Linked DNA regions of Homo sapiens: region 2 is linked to region 1. Evidence: chromatin loops called from intact Hi-C (ENCODE). Cell type or tissue: heart left ventricle. All regions are shown on one strand. Each heading gives the region's core, and the rest is flanking DNA. Links, peaks and the distances in the headings are about the cores only.

Evidence for each region. A loop is a pair of places that touch in the nucleus more often than their neighbours do. Peaks named below come from ENCODE experiments on the same cell type or tissue, not always from the same donor. Only the 100,000 strongest peaks of a DNase experiment are listed, where the experiment ranks them.
Region 2: it touches region 1 in a loop (3-fold over the local background); 6 of 110 quality-filtered maps call a loop at or near these places.

The regions. Positions count from the first base shown.
Region 1 is chr11:1,512,883-1,518,245 of GRCh38, forward strand. No RefSeq gene overlaps it. Among named protein-coding and RNA genes, the nearest start is that of MOB2, 29 kb to the left of the region's middle. RefSeq lists enhancers at 181-682, 683-1,182 and a silencer at 2,684-2,873. In heart left ventricle, for the core only: CTCF peaks have their summits at 2,803 (motif pointing left) and 3,037; DNase peaks (open chromatin) are centred at 1,819, 2,789 and 4,449.
Region 2 is chr11:1,333,314-1,338,676 of GRCh38, forward strand. LOC124902606 (a long non-coding RNA gene) reads right to left here and starts at 3,384. Exons shown (of 2, transcript XR_007062545.1): 1 at 3,192-3,384; 2 at 1-2,927. In heart left ventricle, for the core only: no CTCF peak of the experiment used is centred there; DNase peaks (open chromatin) are centred at 3,318, 3,944 and 3,978; H3K4me3 peaks cover 1,769 bases; H3K27ac peaks cover 228 bases.

The DNA of each region.
Region 1 (5,363 bases), core at 235-5,234:
ATTAGGGGTGGGGCTGGGAGGTGGGGCCTGGTGGGCGGTGATTAGGGGTGGGGCTGGGAGGTGGGGCCTGGTGGGCGGTGATTAGGGGTGGGGCTGGGAGGTGGGGCCTGGTGGGGGGTGATTAGGGATGCGGGATGCTCTGCCCTAGGAATGGATTAATGTGATTCTGAAAGGGCTTGGGGCTGTGAGTTCCACCTCTTGCCCTTCCACCTCTCCCCACGAGGTGACACTGCACAAAGGCTCTTGCCAGACATGGGACCCTCCATCTTGGAATTCCAAACCTCCAAACTGTAAGAAATAAACCTCTGTTCTCTGTAAACCACTCAGTCTCAGGTATTGTTTCAGCGGCACAAACAGACGAAGGGGTTTTGTTTTGCTTTGTTCTTCTCTCTGGAAGTTGTAAAAATATGCTCTTTATCCCTGGTGTCTTCTGGTGTCGCCTTTTCATTCACTGCATTGGACACTGTGTGAGCCCATTTCATCTGTGAATTCATTTCTGGACAACTGTGGCGTTCCTTTGGTGATTTCCTCCCTTCTGTTTCCTGCTCTTCCTGGAACTCCTACCAAGCTACAGTGACCCCTGCCTGATGCTCGGTTTCCGTACCTTTGTGCTCCTGGTGTCCATGCCTGATACCCGCCCTGCGCAGTCGGCCTGCTGGGAAGGGCGCGCAGCACCATCTCCCACACCTCACTGGCTGTCCGATCCTCCTCTCTCAGGCACTCTTTGCTGTGCACCGGACGCTCCTTTCTGTACAAGTCTGCTCTTGCTACGTGGTCTTTACAACTCTGAGGAGACCCACGAACGCTATGCTTTACTCTTTGGTTTGGGCTGGCTTCCTGCTTTTTCATCTGCTTTGGTCTATCTGGTGACCCCTGCCCCCTCACATCACATGTGGCAGGAGGCACTGCAAAGCTCACTGATGGCTCTAGGTGCACGGAGGGGGCTTCGCTGGGGGAGTCTGGCTGTATTCAACACCTTTCCAGCATCACAGGAAACGACTTACCAGATTGAAGGGACTCACCCAGCATCCACGTCATTGAATGCAGAGGCCACATCAGGGAACACACTGACATTTCAGAACACTAAGGGACATGGGTGGCCCCTCCTCCCCACTCCCAGTGCCCAAGGGTTTTTTCTCTTGGCTGAGGAGACTCCCATTCTCTGCTGGAGGGTGGACCTCAGCTGCTGGGGTCCTGAGGACCCGGTGTGGGAGGGGCAGAAGGGGACCTCCCTGGTGGATGTGGAAAGCTGTCAAGGCTTCATGTGCAGGATGATGCCCTCCACTACGCCTGGGTCTCAGCGGACAGTGCTATGATCCCACGTGCTCGGACTAATCCTCCAGACACAGATCAGACATGAATGGGGTGTCCAGCTGCTTCTAAACACACCTCCAGCCTCCAGACCAGCTCTGCTGTCTTCAGCTCCACCATCCAAGGGGCTCCCAGACTCCATGGGAGCCATCCACAGTTTCTCAGTGAAAACACTTCCCCTGCTGGTCAGATTTCAGCTTTCCTGAGTTTGCGTTCATTCCACCCGACCCTCAGCTTTCCAACTTCCAAAATGTGTCTGCTCTCGTCTCCTCTGCACTCTCTGCTCCTGCAGATTTCTGCCTCTCCGAAACTCCCTGGGCGCTTATCCAAGTGGGGTCGAGAAGCAGGGCCAGCACAGAGGCTCACTGGTGCTCATCAGCCAGAGCCCTGTCTCTCTGCTCTTCAGCATCCTAGTGGGACGGGAGCACCCAGGGAACACAAGTGCACCATGACGCGGAGCCCTTCATCACCGCAGGCCACGGCGCTTGTCCTTCCCAGAGGCCCCCAACCACAGCTGCTGAGCGACACCCACACCGCTTCTCTCTTCACACAGCGGACTGATGAGGAGTCCCGCCAAGCAGGAGCTCTGAGCCACAGCACAGAGTGTGCTGGCCCAAGTCCACGCCTGCATGCAAGCTCAGCCATGCGTCTAATGGCAATAACCGTGGAATGAGCTCGTGAGGTTCGGAGAGTCCCACCCCGACGGGGAGAGCCACAGGGAGCCCCAATCTCGGCAGTGACCGGCTCCAGGTCCCCACGTACCGTGAGAGTGGGGACAGCGGTGGACAGCAGCCCTTGAGCAGGGCACAACCTTCAGAGAGACCTCGACAAGTGAACACTTAAACCAAGGTCGACCCTGGGGGAAACGCAGACCTCCTCCCAGTGCCCCCTTCAGAAAAGGTACTCAAACACTGGCTCCCATCATGAGCTGGGCACGGAACCAGGCATGGGTACTACCTGCCTCCAGGGCTTGGAGCTCGGGAGGGGAACCAATCCCGGGCCCTCGACCTGGGAGGTGCCAGAAGGCCCTCACACAAGACTCCAGCACTAGGGTGGGGAGGTTAAAGTAAACAGGACAGAGGGGTTCAACTAAGACAATACCTTTGCTCACGGTCAGAGGCGAAGGCACTGATGCCAGCCGGCGCCGACTCAGGTGAGCACACAAGCTCTCCCGCCGCGGCTGCACCACATGCCTGATAAAGGGACAGCCCTGGATGTCTAGTTCCTCAGGCACGTGTGCACACATGTGTGCTGCGTAGCACTGGCACCCCATTCCTGTTCTGCCCCAGGTAGCTGGTGCATTCCCCGGTGCTCACCGGCTCGACCCCCCAGCAACACGAGAGACCTCACAGAGGGAGTCACACTAACGTGGTCGGGGCTCCAGAGCGAAACCCCAACCACTATGCTCACAGCCAGGACCGAGCAGGCTGGGCCAACGGCAGTCCCTGCCCAGCGCCCGGCTCCCTCCGAGTGGCCAGCAGCGCCCTCTGGTGGAGACTGGCTCGGCCTCCGCGGCACTGCATTCCCACGGCAGTGGTCCATCTAGTCCCCAAGTCCTAGAGGAGGCCCCTCTCTCTCCCTCAGCCCTGGCAGGGTCCTTGGCGCCCATTCTCCACACCTGCACTCCTTGGCCCTCCAGGAATTACCGGCCTCAGGGGCGCTCCTGGAAGCAGAGAAGGGGATCTGCCTGGACCTTCCTCAGAGGCACAGCCTTCACAGAGGCACGAGGGGCTTTGGAGCAGAGGAGGCTGCCACTTATCAGCCAGACGGCCTGGGCTCAATTCCCAGCTGCAGGGCCCTGGCCAGTGACATCACCTCTCTGCATTTTCCCACCTATAAAATGGGAATGCTGACCTCCAGCATGTCCTGAGCAGGTAGAAGATTGTGGCCCTCCCCGGGGAATCCAACACCAGCCCCTGGACACCCCTGGATGCTCCTGGGCATGGCAAGACCAGCAAAGTCACCTCCCAGCTGCCCAAAAGGAGTGTCCACACCAACAGGGGCAGCAGTGACCCGAGTGCTTCTGAACACACCATTTGGGCAATCATCTTCAAAATTAACAGAACCAAGGTGACGAGAAAAAAGGCACTTCTATGGCAAGCTCTGCTCCGAGTGGCCATGAAGAAGCTGAATCTTCTAGCTGTGCAAACAGAAGGTGCCAAGTACTGGCTGCTTTCTAGGTCTCTCTAGGTCTGACTGTCATCCCCCTCCTATCAGCCCCAGGGCAGTACCCAAAACACCCACTGCTCAGCGGTGGCCACATGAATCAGAAGCACGGCATCCTGAGGCCATGGTAAGCAAATCACAGGAGACGGCTGGTAATGAGGACACGAAATATGCTCGGCCTCACCAATAAACAGAGCAGCCTGATGCATGTGAAACCACATGCCGCTGATGGAGTGGGGGGCAGGGAAAGACTGGCACCCGCCCTGTAGGGGAAGGGGACAGTTAGACAGTGGTGAAACCTCCACATGCCACTGATGGAGCGGGGGGCAGGGAAAGAGTGGCACCTGCCCTGTAGGGGAAGGGGACACTTAGACAGTGGTGAAACCTATCAGGCCAGAGGGGGAACGGGTGCCCGTTCTTAGACACAAGCAAGGGAGAGACGAGCCAGTGCGGGCCCTGCTGCTTGAGCACTGCACGGTGGGGTGGAGTGGACCGCCACAAACAGGCAGAAAGGAGAGAGAAATCGGAGTCCAGTCCTGTTTGCAGCAGGGCTGCGTTCAAATGCAGAGCCTGCAGGGGATGCCGTTAGGCAGGATCCAGAACAGAGGAGGAACCCATTTTTGTTTCAGACAAAGAAAGGAAGACAGGCATGTCCCGGTCTAGCACACAGGCCCCTGTGGGGAGGGATGGAGGCTTCAGTGCTACTTTTCACCACTGTAAGGTGAAGCATGTGACTTTACTTTTATAGTCTCTCTTCCAACGATGAAGAAAAACATTACATAAACCAAAAAATAAAACACAGAGCCACAACAAGCCCCCCCAGGACAGTTGGGCCAGTGCCCAGCCTCTGTGGCCCCCGTTCCAGGACGACCCCAGGCTCACTGGAGAGGATGCAAAGGGCAGAGAGTGCCCAGGGGCCAGGCTGCCCGGCCCCACCTCCCCGGCCAGCAGCACTCTCCGGCCCTCCAGAGCCACAATGGGTACACGCTACCCTCATGTGCCGGCTCCACCCCCTCACCTTCTGGGGGTTCAACCCCCTGCCTCTCCTTCTCCACCACCCTCCGCCATGCCACAAACAGCTCTGGCTGAGGCCACCCTCAGCTGGCCGTGTCCTCAATTCCCATCCCTGTAACACAGGGCAGGCACCTGTGGAGGCTGATCATGGCCTCCCCTGCAGCCACCCGTCACAGCTCCTTCCAGCTCCTTCTCTCTCGCACCAGCTCTTCCTGTTGTCACCGCTACCCCCACCTCTGGCTCCCCCAGGCAGCACGCTCAGGGTATACCAGACAGCTCACCTCCAGTTCACTGTGTCCAGAGATGTCTGACACAGGTACCGTGTCTGCCTCTGAGAGGCGCCCCCAACGCCTGCCATCTCTCCACAGACGATGCCCCACCACAACTGCTCAGGGACTCCCGGCCGCCATCTCCACCACCTCCCTCCCCAGAGTGAGGCTTGTCAATTCCCTCCGTTATCGGCCAGAGCACCCTGGAAGGGGGTCGAGCACAGCTGGGCCAGACGCAACTCCCACCTCTCAGTTCTTCAGGCAGGCTCCTATCACTTTGTCCCTCCATTTTGCCACCTACATAACAGGGTCACGGTAAGCGCCCTGCAGGGTGTGGCGGTGAGCAGGGGGACAGTCGGAACTCCAGGGCTGGTCACGGCAGCACCTGTGCCAGCACTGTGCCCACTGTGACTCTGCCTGATGTCACAGCTATAGGCCTAACTAGCCACATAACCACAGAGAAAGGAGGTGGCTGAGAAACAAGGGTCTGGGGACAGTAGGAAGATGCTGCCTGCTCTGACAGACACCCCCCACCCCACCCGCTGCCCCGATGGAGCCCACTTGGCCATATTTGACAACCCCAGACAGGATGCAGAGGGACAC
Region 2 (5,363 bases), core at 305-5,304, 180 kb before region 1:
ACTTTAGATAAATGCGGCTTGTTGTATGCAAATCATACTTCAGCTAGCTGCTGAAAGAGAGATGTATACCTACAAAACACCACACACACAGGAAGATGCCTGCGTAGTTAAGGGACTGGGGTACAAAGGTCAGCATTGAACCAGGGGCTGAGTTCTGCAGTAGGAGTGGGGCCCCACAGCAGGAAGCAAGCTGAATATACACAGAGACTGTTAGGACCATGCAATGGCACGGGTGGCCACAGCCACCAAGAGAGCCAGACCGGGGCCAGCAGTGCAGCAGGAGCTGCACCAAGGAGCTGCCCTGTCGAGGAGAAGTCTAGAAACTACAGCCAAGGACTGGCCCTGAATATCTCATTCCGGAAGCAATTCCAAGGGAAGCCCAGCCTTGGCTGCTCAGCAAAGGTGACTCAGAGCAGCGGTCCATCCTGCCATGCACAGACTAGCAGCCCTCTCTGGGCAGAGGGACTTCAGGATGCACCAAATTCATGCACTTGGTTCAAGCAGTTTCAGAAATTTGCAGTCTGCTTGCTCTCTCTCCCAGATGAGCTTTAGGCAAAGATGTTCTTTTGAGGCACCAGATATGTCCTCTCCTTGCTCATGGTCAAGGTGGCTGAGAGCTGCTGCCGGGTACTGAAGCCCTTGACCACATGGGCACTGCTCATGGGACGTCCTCGAAGCTGTCCCTGAAGGACGTCCCTGGAGAGCCGCCAGGGAGCCTGTCCACCTCCTACCTGGCTCGGCCAGCCCCAATTTCAGCGCACAGGGTTCCTCCACCTCTCAGTTCTCATGAATGATGCTGCAATGAACATGCAACATGGGTGTGCAAATATCTCCTCAAGACCCTGCCTTCAACTCGATGTCATTCCTTTTTATGGCCGGATAATATTCCGTTGGATGGATGCAGCCCATGTTTCATCAGTTGATGGACATGTAGGTTAATTTCACATCGGGGTATTATTAATAATGCTGCTATGAACATTTGTGGACAGGTTTTTAATGTGGACACACTTTCAGTTCTCTTGGGCATATATGTGGGAGCAGAATTGCTGGGTCATGTGACAACTCTGTGTAACGTTTGGAACAACTGCCCGACTGTTTTCCACGGTGTCCGCACCATGTTACATTCCCTCCAGCGATGAATGAAGTTTCCAATTTCTCCACATCCCCACCAACACTTGCTGTTTTCCAGTTAAACAAAATTATTAATAGAGATTGTAGCCACCCTAGTGGGTGCATTTCCCTGAGGGCTACTTATGTGGAGCATGTTTTTGTGTTGATCAGTCATTTGTGCATCAGCTTGGAGAAATGTCTACTCATATCCTTTGCTTTTTTTTTGACAGAGTCTCACACTGTCACCCAGGCTGGAGTGCAGTGGTGCGATCTCAGCTCACTGCAAGCTCCGCCTCCCGGGTTCACGCCATTCTCCTGCCTCAGCCTCCCAAATAGCTGGGACTACAGGCGCCCGCCACCATGTGTGGCTAATTTTTTTTGTATTTTTAGTAGAGACAGGGTTTCACCGTGTTAGCCAGGATGGTCTCGATCTCCTGACCTCATGATTCGCCCGCCTCAGCCTCCCAAAGTGCTGGGATTGCAGGCGTGAGCCGCTGCGCCTGGCCCCTTTGCCATTTTTTAATTGAGCTGCTTGTCTTTTCGTTGTCAAGTTGCAATTGTTCTTTGTGTAATATAACCCCCTTTATATATGCCAGATACAAGTCTCTTATAGACAAGTGATTTGCAAATATGTTCTCCCATTTTGCAGATTGTTTTTTGGTTTTCTTGATGGTGTCCTTTGAAGCACAAAATTTGTTGATTTTGAGGAATTCAGTTTATCTATCTTTTTCTTTTGTTTCTGTGCTTTTTGGGTCATATCTAAGTAAACCAAGCTCAAAAAGATTCACCCCATGTCTTCTCAGTGATTTATAGTTTGAATTTCTACATCTAGGTCTTTAACCCACTTTAAACTAATTGTTCTATGTGGTATGAGGCACCTGTCTCTTCCTAGAGACCACTGCACTCCACCTGTCCCTGAGAATGACTCCTGACTCCACTGCATACGAGTCCCTCTCCCCCACCTTCTACCTGGAAAACTCCTATTCATCCCATCAAGACCCAGCCCTGGGTTGCTCCTGGGTGGCTTTTTTCACTCTCCTTGGCAGCTTTAACTGCTGCCTGGGATGTGGGCTCAGGGCCAGTGCCCTGGAGGGCCCCTGTCATAGCCCTTCTCACCAGCACTGAGATTGGTCACCTCCGAGTCTGGTGGGCCCGGGGCCCCCATGCAGGTGCACACAAGTGCTGCTGAGTGACTGGTGATCATACAGCCAACATTCGCGGTGACATTCATGCACCGGGGACTTCACAATTCCCCGGACTCGTCATAAGGGCTGCTCGGCCCCATCTTACAAATGGGGAAACTGAGCCTGGGGGGTTCAGTAACTTGCTGAGTTCACACAAACAGTGAGTGGATGGCTGGATGAGTTTGTAAAAGGAAGGTCGATTCTGCATGATGAAGCTAAATTGGAGCCCAAAATTCTCTCTTCCGGCCCCCAGTAGAATATTATGGGTGCACCCAAAGGAATGTAAAAAGACCAGATGCCCAGGACACGGGGCGGTGCCTGATGAAACAGCTGCATTAGAGAGTGACTTTGCAACTCTGGAGAGAAGCCACTGAAACCCAGCGCTCCTATAAATAGCAGCTCTTGCAAAGCATCGGGTGTGAATTTTCGTGGTGTTGGCAAATTCAGAGATTGAGAAATCCAGAGACGTTCATGTTCCCGGAGAAAGGAGTGGGGTGGGGAGGGAGGTCGCAAGCAATGCCATCTTCAGGAACAAAACTCCTGCATAACGAAGCCCAGGTTTCTGTGTTTTCGTGGGTGTTCCCGGGCACCTTCGGGCAGGTGGCCCCAGGCGATGTTGTGTGTCTCTCCTGGCTGTGGACGAATGGACGCCTGGGGTGAGGCTGGGCCAGGGACCTGGGGCTTGTGGGTGTCGGCTCCCATCCCGGGGTCCTCCCCCGCCGTCCTCCCCCCTCCCCCGCCCTCTCTCCCACCCTCCTCCCTCCTCCCACCTCCCCTGCCCTCTCCCACCGGCGTGCACCCCCCCGCCCCGCTGCTCACCGCCCACCACTCCCCAGAGGCCGCTTGCTTCCCCGTCTTTGGCCCTGGGCCCCCAGTACCGCCCCGTGCCCCCCTCACTTCTCCCCCGGAAGCGCATCCGTCAGGGAAACCGTCCTAAGACCGTCCGCACTCGCTTCAGAGCCGCTGCAAACGGCCGTCAATCCGTCATTCAGACGCGAAGACAAAGCGTCCCTGGCTCAGCCCTGAGAAGCAGCGGGACGGCGGCGCGTTCCTGAGTTCCCGCCACGCGGGCGCCCGGCGAGGGCGGGGCGGGGCGGGGCGGGCGGGGGGGCGGGGCGTGGAGGGCGGGGGGGCGGGGCGTGGAGGGCGGGGGGCGGGGCGTGGAGGGCGGGGGCGGGGCGTGGGGGCGGGGGCGGGGCGTGGGGGCGGGGCGTGGAGGGCGGGGGGGCGGGGCGTGGAGGGCGGGGGGCGGGGGGATGGGGACAAGGTAGGGGTCGTGGGGCGCTGGGCTCACCCCAGGCCCTCAGGTGTCTCGAGATGGCCCGGGCTCCGAGCGCTCCCGGCGCTTACGCTAGAGCCTCCTCCTGTGCGAAACGCGTCCGTGCCCAGGCGCGGGGACCCTGCAGGGCTGTGGGTTCGCGCTGCCGCTGATCCTGCGTCTTCCCCCCTCCCAGGCCCCGCGTCCAGCCCGCCCCGCCCGCGGTGGGAGACGCGCCCTCCAGGTGCGGATGAGACGCGCGGACAGCGGGATGGAGAAGGTGAGACCTGTCCGGCCCCCGCCTCGCGCTCCCGCTTCTCCAGGAAGAGGTGTCGCCGCCGCCCGGGGGTCCCCGTCCCTCCCTAGCCCGATCCCCCGGAGCCGCGGCCCCACCACCGCCTGGCACTCCCGGGAGCGCGCGGCCTCGGAGCCCCCAGCCCCGCACAGCCCCTTGTCCCCGGCTGGGAATGGCGCCTCGCACGGGGTCCCTCGGAGGCCGCGAGGCTCCGCTCGGCGTGTTCGGAAGCCACCCCCAGCTCCCCCGGCAGCTTGGAGCCTCAGAAACGCGGGGCAGAGACGCGACACGGAGCCGCCTGGCACTGAGACTCCCCAGTGGCTGCGCCGCCTTCCCGGGGGCCCGAGGCGGGGGCGGGGGGCGCGCTCGCTTCTTCCCCTCGCGGGGGTCTTCCCAGCCCACCGGCCACGGCCGCTCCGTTCCAAGCGCGCTTTTCATTCCGCGTCATCTTATCTGACAAACGTTAAAAAGAGGGAGGGTGGGAGGCCCCGAAGTCCCACCCGAGTCCCCGCGGGGCCGCTGCCCCCTGGAAGTCCCCGCGGCCATATGGCGGCTCCGTGGAGGGCGCGGTCCTGTCCCCGGAGCCACCGCGGGGAGGGACCCCAGGGCCTGGGGGGCGCCTCCGGGGGACAGAGGCGGCCACGGAGGGGCTCCCGGGACACTCGCGAAATTCAGATTCACGGGGCAACCGGCTTCAGACCTCCTCACTCCCTTCTTCACCAGAGCCGCCCCTCCCAGGTTCACCTGCCAGCCCCTGAGTCTCCTCTGCCAATCTCTCTTCTCCTCCTGGTCTCTCTCTGTCTCTTCTTTGTCTCTCCGTCTCTATCTCTTTATCTTTTGTCTCTCTCTATTTCTGTCTCTCTGTGTCTCTCTCATCTCTGCCTCTATCTCTCATTACTCTTGTTTCTCTCTATCTCTTTCTGTCTCTCTCTGTTCTCTGTCTCTCTCTGTTCTCTGTCTCTCTCTGTTTTCTGTCTCTGTTCTCCGTATCTCTCTGTCCTTTCTCTGTCTCTCCCCTGGGCCTGGGCCCCTCCACCCCTTCACCCCACGTGCTGCTCATCTCTGTCTCTCTTGTCCTTTTCCGGGCCCTGGCCTCTTCCCCAGCTCAGCCTGCAGGAGGCCCGTCTCCTGCACCCCTCCCCGTCCTCCATCCTTTCTGGTCCCCCATCTCCTCCACCTCTCTGCATCCTCCATCTGCTGGTCCTCCAGAGACCCCCTTTCAGTTCCTCGCCCCTGTTCCAGGTGTGATATGGTTTGGCTCTGGGTCCCCACCCAAATCTCAGGTTGAATTGTAATCCCCATAATCCCCACGTGTCAATCTCGGGACCAGGTGGAGGTGACTGGATCATGCGGTCGGGTCCCCCATGCTGTTCCCGTGATAACGAGTGAGTATCCCCGTGGGGCCTTCTCCCTCCGTTCAGCACACATTCTCTGTCCTGCCACCCTGTGAAGAGGTGTCTTCCGCCATGATTGTAAGTTTCCTGAGGCCTCCCCAGCCATGCAGAACTGCGAGTCA